2 separate regions of the Homo sapiens genome follow, and region 1 is linked to region 2. A link is a loop called in an ENCODE intact Hi-C map of the cell type or tissue named here. Cell type or tissue: chondrocyte. All regions are shown on one strand. Links, peaks and the distances in the headings refer to the core of each region. The heading gives the core; the rest is flanking DNA.

The links. A loop is a pair of places that touch in the nucleus more often than their neighbours do. Peaks named below come from ENCODE experiments on the same cell type or tissue, not always from the same donor. Only the 100,000 strongest peaks of a DNase experiment are listed, where the experiment ranks them.
Region 1: a loop joins it to region 2, with 2.2 times the contacts of the local background. A loop is called at or near these places in 1 of 110 quality-filtered maps.

The regions. Positions count from the first base shown.
Region 1 is chrX:86,044,653-86,050,041 of GRCh38, forward strand. CHM (CHM Rab escort protein) reads right to left here and starts at 2,906. Exons shown (of 15, transcript NM_000390.4): 1 at 2,832-2,906. The coding sequence starts at 2,880. In chondrocyte, for the core only: no CTCF peak of the experiment used is centred there; a DNase peak (open chromatin) is centred at 2,669.
Region 2 is chrX:85,925,166-85,930,554 of GRCh38, forward strand. The region is part of intron 8 of CHM (CHM Rab escort protein); the gene reads right to left. Among named protein-coding and RNA genes, the nearest start is that of MIR361, 24 kb to the left of the region's middle. In chondrocyte, for the core only: no CTCF peak of the experiment used is centred there; no DNase peak of the experiment used is centred there.

The DNA.
Region 1 (5,389 bases), core at 115-5,114, 120 kb after region 2:
TTGTCTATAATCCACAAAACTGTCATTTAAATGACTTTTTAAATGGCAAAATACCCTGAAAATGACAATTCTGTACCCAAGCTGAAGAGCACCTTCTAGACCCTTACCACATATATCTATTTTTATCCTCTCCCTTGAGACTCCAGTTGGCCCTCCTTCTTTATTCCATTTTCTTCTATTTTTTCCGCAATTCCACTTTAGCTTACTCTTCTGTCTTTGGATGTTCAAGAGATATTTACTGTATTTTCTAATCAGAAGGAAATGGGCTTAACTAAGAAAATACAAAGTTTATTTTTTTCCATAATCTCTCGAAAATATGATCTTAAGGAACAATTTCCATCTTGCATTACAGAAAATGATAATGCAAGTTAATCAAGGTGAAAGGGATTATAAAATATTATCTTCCATGATTATACTTGATGAAGCAATTGTTCCTTTATGACATTTTAACTAGGACTAAATCTGCTAAAAAGTATATCTAATAGCCTATTTCTTCATGTTTCTGATGCATGCATTATTGCTTCTACTTTTATTAATACAACTGAATCTATGAAACACTGCTTTTTCTATGATTTGCTCAATGTAATACATTTAATAAAGCAAACATTTTAAAGGCTACTTTCAGCAAACTATTTCACAAGAGAAATATCCCAAGCACACTAAAAAATAAATCAAATTAAATCATGATTGGAATTGTTGGAATCATTTATTTGGGGAATGACTCTTTTATTCAATTTTTACACTTTTGATGTACCTAAAAGCAAAATTACATATCATAAATTTAAGCAATGTGCTTGATAAAACCTAGAATGTGTCACCAATAAACAATATGAAAAATTTAAGTTTTAAGATTAACTTCAAATAAGTTCTTCCCAAACACTGAAAAATAACATTGCACTCACTGGGATAAGTATAAAATGAGTATTTTTCCAAATATAAGCGATGTCACCTGATGCAATTCTCTGGCTCACTCACTGTAACTTCCTACCTCTACCATAACAGACTCCATCAGGATGGATGTCTTCCAATTCTGAACTGTACAGAAGGCAAAATATTTATGAAAAACATTAGCATCATTCATAAGAATTAACATTCATCAATTAAAATTTGAACCCAGACCTGAAAAAAAAAATTGTTGATTAAAAAAATTGTTAAAAACACCTCAAGTTCCTACACAAAAAAAGCAAGATTATAAAACTCAAGTATGGTATAACAACTATTCCAAAATGGATGCTGTTCTCAGTTTTAGTATAGACTTAAAAGAAAAAATGAATAGTCCATTGGCTCTTTCCAGCTCTCATCCAACATCTGTTCATAGCAGCTACAACCAGGTTATTTGCAGCCATGCAGTTATTTTCAGGCTAAGAATAAACCTGTCCATGCTGTTCTGAGAACTGTTACCCAGGCATTTTTTGTTAGACAACATAAAGACCATCTATTTTACCTTCCTTATATTCAAAAACAAGGAAACTGAGGCTCAGAGAGATTTAGTGCCTGGCCCTCCCAATTCAAGCAATTCATACTAGCACTAAGCAAGACCTAAAACCAAGTTTTCTCAATTGTTTCTACGAATATGGGTCAACTCTGAGGATCAGAACCACTGACTGTTTTCCTGGGATGGAATGGGCCTTTGGAAATTTACCAGCTGTGTGATCCTGAGCAAATTACAACTTTTCCAAGTCCCCTTTTCCTCTTCTACAAAATGCAGAGAGTACCTACTACTCTAACAAGGTTGTGAGGATTATGTTCGGCTTGTAAAGTGCTTAGCACAGTGATTAGGAAATTTTAAGCATTCGAAAACAGGTAGCTATTATTTTTACTCCCAACCTGAAAACATGGCTGCTCCTAATCATGGCTGTATGAGAAGACAACGAACTGAATTCATTAACACAATGGACAGGGTCCCATCCACCAGAGCTTCTCTGGCCTACCACATTCTACAAACAGTAAAAAACCCCATCAAACAACCTATTTCATTCCATCTAAAATGATCATCCCTTACACTATTAAAAAAAATTGAAATTGCTGCCATATGTGTTCTGCTACGTGTTGTACACTGAATATGTCAACTAGAAACTGCAGAGGAGTTTCTGGTTCCACCCAAAACATGAAGAACAAACGACGGGAAAACAAGAGTTAGATAAGGTCACACACCTGAACTGGAACTCAGGACCTTATTCTCAGCACATTTAGTTATTGATGGTAGAAAGCAAGATGCTTTAAGCACCATAAAGCAGGAATAATGGCTACCTCAACAAAATAAAATTCCCTAGGTTTCTCAACAAAATAGAATCCGTTTACTTTCCCTAGTAAATTCATACGCACATGGGCAATAATTGAGCATCTTTCTTGTAAAACTGAGGATTAAGCTGTGTCTGAGCTGCGATGTATGCTAAGATCATACAAATCTATGAAAAAGTCCTATGAAATGGCGAGACAAAATGATGGGGAATATCACCTTGAAATCAATAAGGAAGGAATCATAATGTCTTGCCAAAGTCGTCTCCGTTGATAAAATCCCGACCCTCCATTTCATGACACTGCACATCCACTTCCCTCTAAGGAAATTAACAGGAATCACCGCAGCAACCAACCTCAGCAATCAGCATCGACCAGATCAACCCCTACTCAAATGGCGATAAGCACTGCGGGTCCCAGCCCCTCCCTGTAACTGCCAACTCCCGCGCTGACTCCGGACTACCTCACTTCCTTTCAGTTCTCCCTCCCACTCTCGACCCACGATGTTTGTCCCAAAACTCGCCACTGACAGAAAAAACAGAAACAAGACAGTCTTCCTAAACTTTGTCCAGGAAGCACCAGGCTACACATACCCGTCCCTATTACGATCACATCAAACTCCGAAGGGAGAGTATCCGCCATCTTGACGGGAAACGTGTCATGTGACTATTACTTGTGGAAATGAGATCAAGTTAGGCATTCCCTCCGTGGAAGGCGGAAAAGAAAACAGTGCATTCTGGGTGTTGTAGTTCTTGGGTGGAAGGTCCAGGCAGGCGACTACAGTATTATATTTAAAATGTTTACACGTAAGTTAAAAGCTCGACTCATTTTCCAGGCTGAATGCTGTAGCTCATTTAGCCTGGAGGGTTGAAGTAGGAAAGAAATGTAGATTTTTATTCCGTTAGCTAGGATGAATGTGGGAGACTTGGATACCCCTTGACAATACTGAAGCAAAATTGTTAGGAGACACGGAGAGCGGAGTGAAATTGAAGGCGGTTTGCTCTGTGAACAAAGGAGACTTTCATTCCAGCCTAAAAAACTGTTTCCCGCCATCGTTTCTGTACTTTCGTGTTGGCCCTCGAGGCATGGTTTTTCACACCAATACTTTCAGAATATATTCCATATCTTTTTCGTTTCCATGTCTCCTCGATGAAAACCCACAAAAAACCTCTCACCCTAGTTTCGCCAGAATGGAACTCCCACCGCGTCCGTATTTGTTCCAGTTAGTCCAGACAGCCACTCGGGCAATAAATTAGCCTTGCTTTACAGGAGGGAAAAAATATATGAAAGCATGGTTGCGCTGGATAAGCGTCTGTTGAGTCTGAATTCGATTTTCCGCACCAACTAGATAAGTTCATGTAAGATTCTCCTTAGTTTACATTTAGTTTCCAATCTATTAGTTTCCATAAGCTACCGTAGAAATAATTAAGGTAAAATGGTCTTTATATTAAAGTGATTGTATCTGATGAGGGGCTTTAGGTCGTCTATGTCTAACAGCTAACATAGCTCTCATAAGTATCTTCAAGGTCTGTCGCCTCCCACCGCTTCCCTCCAACCGCCCCCCACCCTGCCCCCGATTATTTAATACTCCGCTGTCTGACAACACCAAAGCAAAAGGGGAAGGATGCTGGGAATGAAGGAGGATACTTTTTTGACGACAGAAATTTCTTGTGTAGTTATTTTACAAGAGTTTCAAAATAAATCAAAGATAATGTGCAGTAGTGGGCCTTCCCTGACACCACCTATCCGCTAAGATGCTTGTGGTTCCCCAGACATTGTTTTCTTTCCAGTCTCTGACCACGCTCATGCTGTTCTTTCAGCATGGAATGATCTTCCCATTCTCTAGCTAACAGTTATTCCCAGGATGTCGCTGGGCTTCCACCTCCTCCTCCTTTCGTCTCCGTGTGTGGGCTGTTTCCCTACATGGTGCTAGACTTTGTCTTAACCCGCCATACTGCATTTATGACGATTCCTATAGAGTACACATATCCCCATATATCCACACAAAAATACACACCCAGACATGCAATACCATAATTATAAACCCCTGTACAGCATGACAGACACCAAGTCTCATTTATCTTTTTCACTCCTGCACCTAACCTAAGCCCGGTGCATAGTAGGAATTTAATAAATGTTTGCTAAACCAAACTTGATTTTGACTCCCCTAATAGATGGATGAGACGAGTCCCTGTCCTCATAGTGCTTACCATCTTTGCCTTTATATCTGCCCACCACTATCATGTGTCTTATATTTAGAAGATGTTCAGTGTCCATTAATTGTAAATATTTACATGAAAATGCTTTAAAATGTATTTTGATACGCTTTTTACTGCATTTCTCTTGCATTTTACCATAATCATTAGCAACATTGTACATGTTTCATTACTTTCTTTTATAGATCATCCAGTTGTATTACACAACTCTCTTAAGATATGGTCTTTGATTAGTATTTTCTGTAAAACAGATTCCCCTGAGAAGTATAATGTACTGTTCAGTAAACCACTTTGTCATTTGCCTTGGTATGTAAAGCAAGTTTTTAGTATTATCAGAAGTGAAACAGATATTATTTGTGAGACTCTTGATAAGACAGTAGAAAATGGAAACAAATGGATTTCTCAGAGTAAACACAGAAAACTTTCCAAAATCTTCTCTAATAATGAGAAGCCACAGATGGATGGTTAAAAACCTGATAAATAAAAGTATTTCTACCATACTTTGGATATATATTTATATACATTTGTTCATGTATACGAGATATATAAACTACATACATATACTTTTCAATATGAGTATCACTGACCTTCTAGGGATTCAGAAATTTTCTGACAATCACACCATGAAGATGCAATTCATTAATTTGTTTATTCCTCAAATATTCATTCAGCACCTACTATGTGCAAGACACTATTTTGGATGCTGAGATTAGAGCAATGAACAAAACAGACAACAACCCCTGTCTTCATGAAGTTTACATTTAGTAGGGTAAAACAAAATAAACAAGTAATTACTCTGTAGCATAGATTTTCCAATCTGTGCTGCCCTTAGTTTGAAACCTTCTTTTTTTCCCCTAAGGATAGAAAGCACAATCCTCAGAAGGATAATATTACCAACTTATATTTTGCTGTTCTTTCTCTAAAGTTATTATGGG
Region 2 (5,389 bases), core at 71-5,070:
CTGAGGGTCAACTTATATGTTTGGGTCAAACCCTAGCCTCCATATCTATGTTTCATAAGTACAGTGACCACCTGGTTTGTACAAGGGCCAGAACCACCGAACCAACTCAATGATTCCTCAATATAGCTTATCACAATGATGTCAATGGACATCATTTCAATGGAACTTTTGATGGAAAAGCACTGGTGTTTCCTGACTACTCTTTAAACACATCATAATTTAAACTAAGCTCTTAATAAAATTGCATTTTTCAGTCTGAACACCCATGCTATTTGCCCCATCTTTATTATCTGCCACAGAGATACCTAAGCAAATTCATTCAAAAATAGGTTTTTTAAATTCAAAAGAAAGCCTTTGGTTCAAACTTTTGGGGTGTAGCAAACTAGCCTACAGCAATCCTACTTAGAATCTCTATAAGATTTCTTTTGCTCAATCTCCTTTCTTGGGCTCTTTCTCTGGTTTAATGTCCTGTATGATATATATTCATTTTTGTTTTGAGTAATCCTTATTTAAATCATTGTTCCATTTTGCTGCCCAGTCTTGAAAATTCAAATTGTACAAATAACATAAAGGTAAAGAGACATCCATTTTGAATCCAGAAAGAATATACTTCTTTTACTTCTAATGCTCTTCATGGCTATGTTCAGGATTATGTTGGTTTTTCTGAATGTAGAAACAAAAATATCAAAAGTGAATGTCTTTAGGGAGCCCTACATAACAACTCCTAGATCTCTTTCATGGGTTGAAAAATGTACAGAGACCATCTTCTTAGAAACACGGCCACTCATGTCATTTTCCTGCTTTTTCACAGGGTCCTTGTGAAATAGTCCGTTAGCAAATACTCTTCAGCTTAGCATTTTATTTTACTATCTATAAGCTCTCAGCATCAACAATAAACTGGAAGGTGGGTTGGAAGTGTGTTACGATGCTGACTCTTAAATCATTTATAAAAATGTTAAAAAAAAAACACAAAAAACTAAACATTGATTCTTGGCAAAGCCTACTGTAAAAATCTCCCCATGCAAGTAAGAGCTCATATAAACCACCCCCTTCCTTCCATATTGTGTTTAAACTAGATCTTTATGCATGACTAAACATTATTCCCAACCCCATGGTGGGAGAACATTTATTTTTTAAAGCAGTCTTTGGTATAAAATCTTCTCAGAGGCTGTTTGGAAATTCAAATGTTCACTGGCTCCCCCTTGTTCATACCTTATTTACCCCTCTCAAAGAACTCTGTTAGATGGTTGAGATATAATTACCTCACAAAAACCATGTTCTTCCCTCCTGTGGGTTATATGTTCAAGAATTTCACCCTTTAGCTATTTTTCACAAAATTGACTGTCATGCCACGGTAATAGTTAGCCTTACTTCTCTGTGGTTTCTGGCCTGTTTCTTGAAACTTCAGAAGGAAAAAAAAAGAAAAAAACTATAGAATACTATATATTTCCTCTGATGAGAAAAAATATATATATTTCAATGCACAGCAAAAGATCAGGAAAGATACACCACAAACTGGCAAGAGCTATTACCTTCCGATAGAGGGTTAGGGGGCTAAGGATGAAATTGAGGAGGATAAATGCCTTAAGGGCACTCTGGCCTCATTTGTAATACTTCCATTTTTAATAGAGATTTTTTAATAATTAAAATTTAATTTAAAATAAAAATATCTCTCTCTGAGATGAGAGCCGGTGATAAAAGAAAGTTTAAGCCTTATTCTGAGTTATTCTTACATAGAATGCTCATACGTTTTACATAACAGTTATTTGCCATTTAATACCAAGATAATCTTCATACTTTTCAGAAGTTTTGGAGAGTTCTGAAATTAACACTATGGGAATACTAATTTGAAAAAATGGGCATTTATTTGAAATTAATACCTGTGTCTGACTACTGACCAAGAGTAAAGACAATTTTCCTCACTTGTAAGCATGGTTTTCTTTTGTAAAAAATTAGTTACAAAAAAAGAAAATGTCACTTTCAACTATACAAAATAAATTATACTGCCCAGTAATTTAAAAATTGTTTTCTAAGTTAGTACAGTCTTGGATTTTTTTTAAAAAATAAATTTACTTTAATAGGCTCTGACAAGAGTATAATGTTTGACTGTACAAAGCTGTGGCTGAAACTTGTAGTTAGTATCACCAGCTAGCTTCACGATTCCCATACGATTCCTGTATATGCAACTGTAAAAAAATACAAAACTCAGCAGCAAGGAATTTCCCATTTGTCCCATTTTAATTGAAGTTAAAAAGAATATGGGAATCCATGTAAATAGTTTCTGAGTAATGTGAAGTACTAAGTCTAATGAGATATTTTTCCTGCTTAAGTTTCAATTATTAAACTGCCACTTCAATTACTTGTTTACAAACTCGAGAAACATTCACTAAAGCAACTTAATATCTTTACAGTATATTATTCAGATAATTGCGTATATCTGGAGTATAATCTAATTCTTTGATGTTATTAACCCCAAACAACAGACATTTAAATCAATATAACTCTAATTGAGTATATTATATCCAACGAGTCAGATTTTACTGAAAGAGAGCATACCAACATGTACTGAATTTCAACTTTGCCCTGGTGACATCAAATTGCACTACAGATAAACTAAGAGTTGTCAAAATTTTTGGCTGGTAGCCCCCCTTCTACATATGCTTTACAAAAGCAATTTTGGTTCCTATCAAGGTACAAATCAGCAGTTGTAATTTTCTTAATCATAGCTGCAAAACAGTATGACCCACTAATAGCCGAACTTTTGACAGCACTATTCAAGATGATTTATGAGTTTGTATATAATTTGATTATTCTATTAATTCTTCTGATTACTGCTTCAGCTAATAAAGTGAAGGTCACTTCCAAAATAAATCTTCATTTCACAGAAAGTAACTGCATCCAACTAGTTTTCTTTAATTAAAAACTAATCTGTATAACAAGAAAGAAGACAGGCTTCAGGGTTAGGGAACCTGTTAAGAGAGAAATATACTGTGTGGACACAATGAAAGTGTCTCTTTATTCAGTATCTTTATTGTCAAAACATAAGAACTATTATATACATATGCATTCGTACTAATTTTAAATTATAAAAATAGGGCCGGGCGCGGTGGCTCAGGCCTGTAGTCCCAGCACTTTGGGAGGCCGAGGCAGGCAGATAATCTGAGGTCAGGAGTTTGAGACCATCCTGGCCAACATGGTGAAACCCCATCTCTACTAAAAATACAAAAATTAGCTGGGCATGGTGGCGGGCGCCTGCAGTCCCAGCTACTCGAGAGGCTGAGGCAGGAGAATCTCTTGAACCCAAGAGGCAGAGGTTGCAGTGAGCCGAGATCGCGCCACTGCACTACAGCCTGGCTACAGAGCAAGACTCCGTTTCAAAAAAATAAATAAATAAAATAAAAAATTATAATAACTGAACTGTATTAATGCTTTAGAAACTGAAAACATAAAAGAATCTTTGAAAATAGCTTCCAAATTCATAAGTGCAATATGTAAGGCAATGTTTTCATTTCTAAAATTATGCATGTGGGATTCTATATATGAAAAATGAACAGTAGGTCTTTGCCTTAACCGGAGTTTTTCCTAAAGGTGACAAGAGGCCATTTCTGCCCCTTAAGATAAACACTGGGCACAAGGCCATGACAGGCTGGAGGGAGATCAGAGAAAAAATGTCAAGGGACATTGATATATTATTATTATTTAATCTATTTTTACACACAGAACATTCTGTGTCCTGAATTTAATGCTTCATTTTATTATGTTTTTTAAAGTTCCCCAGCCCTTCAGCTAAGGTTCTATCATCAAAGCTGTTGAGTCATACAACTATATAAAAGCAATAAAGCAAATTAAATATGATGCATATTTTCCAAAAGAAGTAAAAAGTCTCAAACTCAGAAAATCATATACCAAAAGACAGAAAGCTTGAACGTAAGAAATTAGGGAAGCACAGTGATACATCAAAAAAGCAAGCAGCAATGATGTGTATGCTCACCAATGGCCTCCATTGGTATTGTCACAAACACACTCCTGATTAACTCCCTCACTCAACCTTTCCGCATATCAAAAGATCCTCTGACACTCACAGTTCCTTCTGACTAGAGAGCTCTTCCCTCAAATATTCAAAAACTCATCCATTCCCATCATATTCTGGTATCATTACACACTCAAATGCCACCCTCCTTAGTGGCCTTCATTGACCATTATGCCCTCTAAAGAGGAATTCCTCCCTGTTCCTGCCAACTGTCACTCCCTGGCCTGTCTATTACCCTATTTGCTTTTTTTCTTTTCTTCACAGCACATTCATTCTCTCAAATTGTATTTGTCTACTGTCTCTCTGGGAAGAGCCTTCAACATCTTCCACAACCAGAGAGTTTCTGTTTTCAGCAGTGTATTCCAAATGTCTACAAAAGAGCTGGGATCAATACATTCAGTATATATTTACTAAATGAATCCTAATTTTTATTCTAAATACGCATAAGATAAAACAGCCCGAATTTATAGTCAATTCCTCCCTTAACTTTTCATTTAATAAAATATTAGTTTTAGCTCTTTTTATTCTAAATATGCATATGATAAAACAGCCCGAATTTATAGTCAATTCCTCCCTTTTCATTTAATATTAGTTTTAGGTCTTTGGTAAGAAATTCCATAACCAGGCCAGGTGTGGTGGCTCATGCCTGTAATCCCAGCACTTTGGGAGGGCAAGACAGACGGATCACTTGAGGTCAGGAGTTCGAGACCAGCCTGGCCAACATGGTAAAACGCTGTCTCTACTAATAATACAAAAATTAGCCAGGTGTGGTGGCATGCACCTGTAGTCCCAGCTACTTGGGAGGCTGAGGCATAAGAATCCCTTGAACCAGGGAGGCAGAGGTTGCAGTGAGCCGAGATCATGCCATTGCACTCCAGCCTGGGCGACAGAGACTCTGTCTCAAAATAGAAAATAAAAAAAATAAGTTTTTTAAAAAAGAAAGAAATTCCATAACCATTAAACCATACCTAACATGCCTTAAAGTGTGTCTGTGTATGCATACATAGACAAAACTCATATGGCTATCAAAGAATGTTAGAAATTCACTAAGGTACTGGTAGTAACAGACACATGAACCACTCCTACTCTCACGAGGTCCCTCTTGTGACCAAGAGTACGTACTTGCAAGACAGGTTTAGGGCCTCAATCTTTGGACAGGGAAGCAGTCTGTTTTCAAAGAGGACATAGTCAATGGGTAGAAGAAAATTAGATCAAAACTAGTACAAGTCCCCAAGGTCAAAGTTCCTATTTAAATTTCTTTTACAGTTTTGTTTTTAAAAAACCTCTGACGTAGAAAAGGCTGATTTTATTGAAATGTCTAGTTTCTAATTTAACATCATAACTGGCACGCTTTAGTCT